Regions from separate parts of the Homo sapiens genome. Here region 2 is linked to region 1. A link is a contact called in ENCODE Hi-C or POLR2A ChIA-PET data. All regions are on one chromosome and are shown on one strand. The core of a region is the stretch at or near the end of the contact, and the rest is flanking DNA. Distances in the headings are between cores, read along the strand shown. Region 1 holds the start of GBF1 (golgi brefeldin A resistant guanine nucleotide exchange factor 1). Region 2 holds the start of PCGF6 (polycomb group ring finger 6).

Region 1 (3,905 bases), core at 699-3,198:
TCCAATCGGCTTTCCAGGACCTCTCAATCTGAGACAGGCCCAGGACACCAACTCTCAGTTTTCAAATGAAGAGGAAAATGGCTTTGAGGTAATGTGGAAAGAGGTGCTATGATGGTATATCCTCTTTCCCTGACTCTCTTTGGGTGATAGAGGCTAGATCCTCAGCTGGACCCACCGACCAGAAGCCCAATGTGCAGGTGTAGGAAGTTACTGAGGGGTTCTTCACGTCTGATATCTGATGGGTGCTTTACACTAGAGCATCGTGGCCAGGTGTGGTGGCTCACACCTGTAATCTCAACACTTTGGGAGGCTGAGGCGGGTGGATCACCTGAGGTCAGGAGTTCGAGACCAGCCTGTCCAACATGGTGAAACCCCATCTCTACTAAAAATACAAAAATTAGCCTGGTGTGGTGGCAGATGCCTGTAATCCCAGCTACTTGGGAGGCTGAGGCAGGAGAATCACTTGAACCCAGGAGGTGGAGGTTGCAGTGAGCCAAGATCACAGCACTGCACTCCATCCTGGATGACAAAGCAAGACTCTCTCAAAACAAACAAACAAACAAAAGACAAAAAAACAAAACAAAACAAAAAAATAGCGCATCGTAGCACACGGATGGTCTTTGGATGTCTGGTTTTGAGACTACTTTCCTATGTGGTTAGTTATAGAGCTTCCCTGGACTTGGGTCGTCCATAATTGGGAGGATGTATGGAAAGAATTAGGTATTTTTTTTTCACTGCCTCCCAGCAGCTTCTCCAGGTCTGCAGGGACACTGGGGCTCTAGTGTCCCAAATAGGCTGGGAATTTCATGATTCAGTCTCCTAGGAGAAAACCCATCCTCTTGTCCTCTTCTCACGCATTCTCACTTCCAGGTAATACAGGTAATTCTAAATAGCTTAGTAACCTCTATCATCTCTTGCAAGGGGAGGAGGCAGCTGGGGGCAAGACAGTGAAAACAGGTGGGCATCCAACCCTCAGGCCCCTTAGCGTTTCTAAGGCAAACAAGAAAGACTTCTGTTTCCTATCACTGATGAGGTGGGCTAAGCTGCGTATTTAGCCTGGTGGATAAGGCCCGTCAAAGGCTTGGTATGAAAGGCAGACCGGGAGTCAAAGCCCGATATACTAAGGCATAAGAGGTGACAAAAGGCGATGAAAAGAGTTGGCCTGGGGGTGAGGAGACCCAGGGGTTCGTCTCTCTGCTCTGCTATTTACTAATTATGTGAACATGGGCCCAGCCTTCCACCCTGGGGCTGTTTCCTATAATGTAAAATGAAGAGACTTAAATTAGATATCCAGGGCTTCTGCTACGTCCCATTTTCTCTATTTCTGGATGATGGGAGTGGGGCAGAGGACGCTGAAACAGAGTTGGGACGTGACAGACATAACTGTGAGAAGCCACGACAGGGAAGGTGGACAAGAGGGCGAGGAGAGCAGGGTGTGGAATAGATCGCTGGACTTGTTTTTAGAATGAAGGGAGCCCAGAGCTGCCTCGAAAAGGAGTGATTCCTCAAGGGGCATGGTCTTGGCCCAGGTAACTTTGATAATACGTGGACAGGGGAGTAGGGATGCCCGCTCAAGTTCTCAAAGCGGACCCCGCCCCTTTCCAGCCAATTGTAGCCTTTTTCCCCATAATGCCCAGCAGCCACTGCCAAACCGCGCACTGCAACCGAACTCTACCTAACTCCACCTCTCTAGCCGCCCAGCCCAGTTCCTCATTTTTTATTGGTTTTTTAAACTGTCACTCAGAGAGTACTCGTATCCGTTGGTTGTCCCCTAACATACCCTTTCTTTCCCTTGTAATCGCGCTTCTTTAGGCACTACCCGCCTCCTGAAGCCAATTTCCTTTATTCGATTGGATAGTCGGAATGCTACTTTTCACGGTGCAAAGCTATGATTGGCTGCGCGCGGCAGGGCTCGCGCAGTTACCAGGCAGCGGGCTAGACTGAGGCTAGTTACCACGTCAGTGAGCTGACAGGGAAGGTACCCGGCTCTACTGCCCGTCCCGGACGACTCATCCTGGCGGACTGTGCAGTCCCACCCTGACTTCGGCCTCAATTTCCAGGAAACAGGCTCCTTCTCTTCTCCCATCTGCTACCAGAGCCGGGAGAGCTGCTCGGAGACGCCTCCGGGGTGCGGGCTGGACATGAGCAGCGGCTGCCGGTCCTGGGACTAGGCCCCGCCATTTTGGATCCGCTGACAGGTCAGCGAAGTCTCTTCCTAGAGTTCCGGTGTCGTGAAGGCCGCCCTGACATCGCAATAGGGAATTAGTGGGAAGGGCCCTTAAATTGGGCGAGCCAAGGTGGGCTAAGGACGCAGCGGACAGGAATAAGACGAGGGAAGGGTTGTTGTGGGAGGGAACAGGGAGGTATGCAGGGGCAAAGGTCATGCCTCTGCCGCAGGAGGGGCGATTTCTGCTCTCATTACTGATCCTTTGCAGGTGCCCAAATCTTCTGTTTTCCCAGGCTTGACCTAGTATTTAGCTTCTCCTTTCCAGCGCTTTCTGCATCCTGAAGAGCCCAGTACTCAAAAGCTGAAAGCAAACCTAAGGAGCATTGTGTCTACTTTTATGGGTTTTCAGACTTTAGATGTGAAAGTCTCTCTAGATTCTGTACAGCGTCTACTTCTTTGTGATTGCCTCACTAATACAAAGGAACTGCTTCATTAATAATGATGAACTAGTGCACCCTAGAATCAGGTTGTCAGCAGAGGGACGTGTGGAAGGCTTGAGGTTATAGCAGCGCAGGGAACTGGGCTATGAGAAGGCTTCCCTCTTACAGGACAGCTCAGCTGCCAGTCTGGGTCTGTATGTAAACACTATACTTATCTTCTGGGCCTGTTTGTTCCTTTATACAATCTTTCACAGGCATTCTTTTGTAGTGTATGTTTTTGTTGACATTTTTCTCTCAGATCTTCACTAAGGAGATGAGGCTTAATCATAAGGAAACCACTCTATTATGACATATTTGACTGACAGCAGAGAGAGATATTTGAATACTGGCAAAGTTTGGTATTGTCGGCCTATTATGTTTAGTGGGCAAAAAGAGTCATGAGAGATTTTCAGCCAATTGTAGGGTCAGAGCCCCAGAGTGAATGATGGAACATAACCCTAGAGAGTAGTTTATGGCACTGTGATGACCTTTGATAAACTGCTGTGTTGTAAAGCTATAAAAGTCCACCAAGGGTAACGAATGCTTTTAGAAATAAGGAATAGTGTAGATGGTGTTTTTTAATGCACAATGTGGAAACTTGTGCATTAATTCAGGTATAAAAGGCACTCTAGGCCCTGTGGAGGATACAAATGGAAAGGTCTGCTTTGGGACTGCTCAGTTAATGCACTTCTTAAAAGTAGTAGCATGTATGTGCAGTGGCCTAGCTAGAGCATGTAGTAGGTTAAGAGCAGGATCAACCTAATACCTTTTGGTATGTAGTGGGCACTCAATAAACGTTATCTCTATCTGGGATTAGTTTCAGTATGTGATCAGGACTTGTGGCCTGCTTTTGGCCCTGGCAGTCAGGAACACTTTGCACTTTTGCATGATGAGGTAGTAACAAGGAGGATCAAAACCTCATAGTGTCAGAAGAGAAAACTATTTAGGATCTTGGAATGACTAACTCAATTTTTCCTACCTTTGTCCTTATGAAATTGAAATTTCATAATTTCCCTTTTCCCTTCCTACCTTCGTCCTTATGAAATTGAAATTTTTGTGTGTGTTGGGAGAAGGGGGATGGCATTATTTATGCTTCACCTGTGTTGATTTAGATGGAAATGGTACAGGAAACTATTTGCATTTTAACTTGCTGATCTAAGTTGTAGAATTCCTCCCCTCTCCCCGCCCCCAAGAAAGTAGTTGAACGCAGCAAATGAAATGACATACCTCAGGAGGTACCCAGGTTTGATGATCCTGCC
Region 2 (3,905 bases), core at 653-3,152, 1.1 Mb after region 1:
GGGTTTCACCATGTTGGCCAGGCTGGTCTCGAACCCCTGGCCTCAGGTGATCCACCCGCCAAGGCCTCCCAAAGTGCTAGGATTACAAGCATGAGCCACCGCGCTCAGTCCACCTTCTTCAAAACCTTAAACCATAATCTCAAAATGTCATTGCAACATGGAAACATACACCTCCAACCCATTAAAAGACTACTGAAAGTTACAATAATAACACAATATAAATTATTGTTTCTTTCTTTCCGTTTTTTTTTTTTTTTTTTTGAGAGGGAGTCTGCCTCTGTCGCCCAGACTGGAGTGCAGCGGCAAGATCTCGGCTCACTGCAACCTCCGCCTCCCAGATTCAAGTGATTCTCCTACCTCAGCCTCCTGAGTAGCTGAGATTACAGGCGCGTGCCACCACGCCCCGCTACTTTTTGTATTTTCAGTAGAGAAGGGGTTTCACCGCTTTGGTCAGGCTGAACTCCTGACCTCGTGTTTCGCCTGCCTCGGCCTCCCAAAGTGCGGGGATTATAGGCGTGAGCCACACCGCGCCCAGCCAAATTATTGTTTCAAAAGGATCTTTACGCTGGGCGCAGTGGCTCACGCCTGTAATCCCAGCACTTTGGGAGGCCGAGGCGGGCGGATCACGAGGTCAGGAGATCGAGACCATCCTGGCTAACACGGTGAAACCCCGTCTCTACTAAAAATACAAAAAATAAGCCGGGCGTGGTGGCGGGCGCCTTGTAGTCCCAGCTACTCTAAAGGCTGAGGCTGGAGAATCGCTTGAACCTGGGAGGCGGAGGTTGCAGTGAGCCGAGATCGCGCCACTGCACTCCAGCCTGGGCGACAGAGCGAGACTCCGTCTCAAAAACAAAACAAAACAAAACAAAACAAAAGGATCTTTACTGCCTAGTAAGCAGTAGCTTCAATAATTATACAGGACAGGCAACGTGGCTCACGCATGTAATCTTTCGGAAGGCCAGAGAGGGAGAATCTCTTGAACCCAGGAGTTCGAGAACAGCCTGGGAACATAGGGAGCCCTCCTCGCTACAAAAAAAAAAAAAAATGTTTAATTAGCCCGGCGTGGTGGCGCGTGCCTGTAGTCCCAGCTACTCCGGAGGCTGAGGCGGGAGGATCGCCTGAGGCCAGGAGTTGGAGGCTGCAGTGAGCCATGGTCGCGCCACTGCACTCCAGCCTGGGAGACCCTGTCTCAAAATAATTATAATTATTAACAGAACGAATGAGTTGGACTCGCAGAGCCTAAGTGACCTGCAAGAACTTCACAAAATAAGCGGGTAAAGACCCAGGCCGGGCCGGAGGCCTGTCGGCGCCACACGCCTAGGCAGCCGGGGCAGAGGTCGGGGGAGGTCCGCTCCAGTGCTCCGCGCGGCGGCGGCGCACTAGGATCGGGCCGGCGCCCGGCAGACGAGGGCCAGCTACGTCCCTGACGCCGCTTGGGCCCAGCGGGGTCGCGCGGGGGCTCTAAATACCTCCTCCTCGTCCTCCGAGTCCTGCCGGCCTCCCTCCAGCCTCAACGAGAAGTGACTCATGTCCTCCTCCTCCTCCTCTTCTTCCTCCTCCAGCTCCTCTTCTTCTTCCAACTCCTCGTCCTCGTCCTCGAAGCGGCCTCTGAAGCGGCCCAGGCTGCGCTCCGGCTCCAGCTCAGGGGGCCGGGAGCCGGAGCAGCCGGGAGCCCCCGTCTCAGACAGAGGCGCCGGTCCCTCCTCACCCGCTGCGGGTGCAGGGGTGAGGGCGGGCGGGGAGACAGGAGGCGGAGGCGGCAAGGCTGCAGCTCCCTCGGTTTTGGCAGCGCCTACGCTGCCCGCCGTCACCACCGCGACCCCCTCCATGGTCGGGAGAGACACCAGGCGAGGCGAGGCGGCGGGAGAGCGCGGGAGTTCGGCCGGCCTCGGACGCCACCACTGCGCAGGCGCGGCAGCCTGAGGGGCTCGCCGGGAAATGTGGTTTAGCGGCCCTCACCTCCGCGGGGCGCAAACCCTGCAGCTCCGGGGCAGGCTGCGGGGCGCGCGGGCCGCACTTTAAAGGAATCTCACCAGATTTTCTCCTTGGAAGGGGACGCTCTCTTCGCCGCCTTTTAAAAACAGCAAAATTGCTACCGTTCCAAGCAACAATATTCTGTTTGCATCACCTAATTCACAGAGCACTGAACTAGGTAGCATGTGACGTTGCATCACAAATAATAATCATTTCCACTTGAGTACCAATTATGCATTTCCTCTGTGGCAAATCACCTCCATCCAAGATTATTTCCCTTAGGAAGTATAAAGTTCCTGTTCTGAAGTATGTACGTTTATTTATTTTAAGGAATTATATAGTGTATTGATACAAGGTGAAAATCTAATCACTACTCAAAGATCATCCATGTCACCCCATCCCATAAAGCCCATTATATTGAATTCGAAAAGCTTTTTTTTTTTTTTTTTGAGACAGTTTCGCTCTTGTCGCTCAGGCAGGAGTGCAGTGGCGCTCACTTGCAACCTCCGCCTCCCGGGTCCAAGCGATTCTGCCTCAGGCTCCCAAGCAGCTGGGACTACTGGCGCCTGCCACCACGCCCAGCTAACTTTTGTATTTTCAGTAGAGACAGGGTTTCACCATGTTGACCAGGCTAGTCTCAAACTTCTGATCTCAGGTGATCCACCCGCCTCAGCCTCCCAAAGTGTTGGGTTACAGGCCTGAGCCAGGGCGCCGGGCCCAACAAACATTTATTGAGGGCCTACTGTAGCAGAAACTCAGACCCACCCAGGTACAACCCACCCCATTGCCCAATTTTATTAAGAGAGGTTTGGAGTTGGCTTAACATTATTCTTGCTAGTCCGGGCGCGGTGGCTCACACCTGTAATCCCAGCACTTTGGGAGGCCGAGGCGCGCAGATCATGAGGTCAGGAGTTCAAGACCAGCCTAGCCAACATGGTGAAACCCCGTCTCTACTAAAAATACAAAAATTAGCTGGGCATGGTGGCGCGTGCCTGTAATCCCAGCTACTTGGGAGGCTAAGGCAGAAGAATCACTTGAGCCCAGGAGGCGGAGCTTGCAGTGAGCTAAGATCGTGCCACTGCACTCCAGCCTGGGCTACAGAGTGAGACTCCATCTCAAAACAAAACAAAACAAAACAAAACAAAACAAAAAACAAAAAAACCATTATCCTTGCTAAGATAATGCCAGCTAATGTCACGATGCCTGCAAGAAAGATTCGGGAAGTCAAATGCTCCTAATCAAATAATGCCTGGCAAAGTCACATTTAAGAGCTGAATGTGACCAGGCACAGTGGCTCCCGCCTGTAATCCCAGCACTTTGGGAGGCTGAGGCAAGCGGATTGCCTGAGGTTGGGAGTTAGAGACCAGCCTGACCAACATGGAGAAACCCCATCTCTACTAAAAATACAAAATTAGCCGGGCATGGTGGCGCATGCCTGTAATCCCAGCTACTCGAGAGGCTGAGGCAGGAGAATCACTTGAACACAGACGAGGTGGAGGTTGCGGTGAGCCGAGATCACACCACTGCACTCCAGCCTGGGCAACAAGAGCAAGACTCCATCTCAAAAAAAAAATAAATTTTAAAAATATGGCCAAGCGAGGTGGCTCATGCCTGTAATCCCAATGCTTTGGGAGGCTGAGTTGGGCGGGTAACGAGGTCAGGAGTTTGAGACCAGCCTGACCAACATGGTGAAACTCCATCTCTACTAAAAATACGAAAATTAGCCGGGCATGGTGGTGCACACTTGTAATCCCAGCTACTCAGGAGGCTGAGGCAGGAGAATCACTTGAACCCGGGAGGCGAAGGTTGCAGTGAGCCGAGATCGCACCACTGCACCCCAGCCTGGGCGACAGAGTGAGACTCCGTCTCAAAAAATTAAAATACAATAAAATAAAATAAAATAGCTGAATGTGTGCCAGGGGTGGTAGCTC

Evidence for each region. A loop is a pair of places that touch in the nucleus more often than their neighbours do. ChIA-PET counts read pairs that join two places held with the same protein, here RNA polymerase II (POLR2A). Pooled maps may share reads with other maps.
Region 2: a pooled map shows a loop between it and region 1 (4-fold over the local background). The contact joins the promoter of PCGF6 here to the promoter of GBF1 in region 1. A Hi-C loop is called at or near these places in 1 of 168 maps with a recorded cell type or tissue (CD8-positive, alpha-beta T cell) and 7 of 50 pooled maps. POLR2A ChIA-PET finds 5 or more read pairs at or near these places in 2 of 52 experiments (A673 and naive thymus-derived CD8-positive, alpha-beta T cell).

What each region holds. Positions count from the first base shown.
Region 1 is chr10:102,243,584-102,247,488 of GRCh38, forward strand. It overlaps GBF1 (golgi brefeldin A resistant guanine nucleotide exchange factor 1), which reads left to right and starts at 1,949. Exons shown (of 40, transcript NM_001377137.1): 1 at 1,949-2,198. RefSeq lists enhancers at 1,697-1,756, 1,957-2,406.
Region 2 is chr10:103,349,238-103,353,142 of GRCh38, forward strand. It overlaps PCGF6 (polycomb group ring finger 6), which reads right to left and starts at 1,903. Exons shown (of 10, transcript NM_001011663.2): 1 at 1,470-1,903. The coding sequence starts at 1,829. RefSeq lists an enhancer at 1,131-1,636 and a silencer at 1,802-2,031.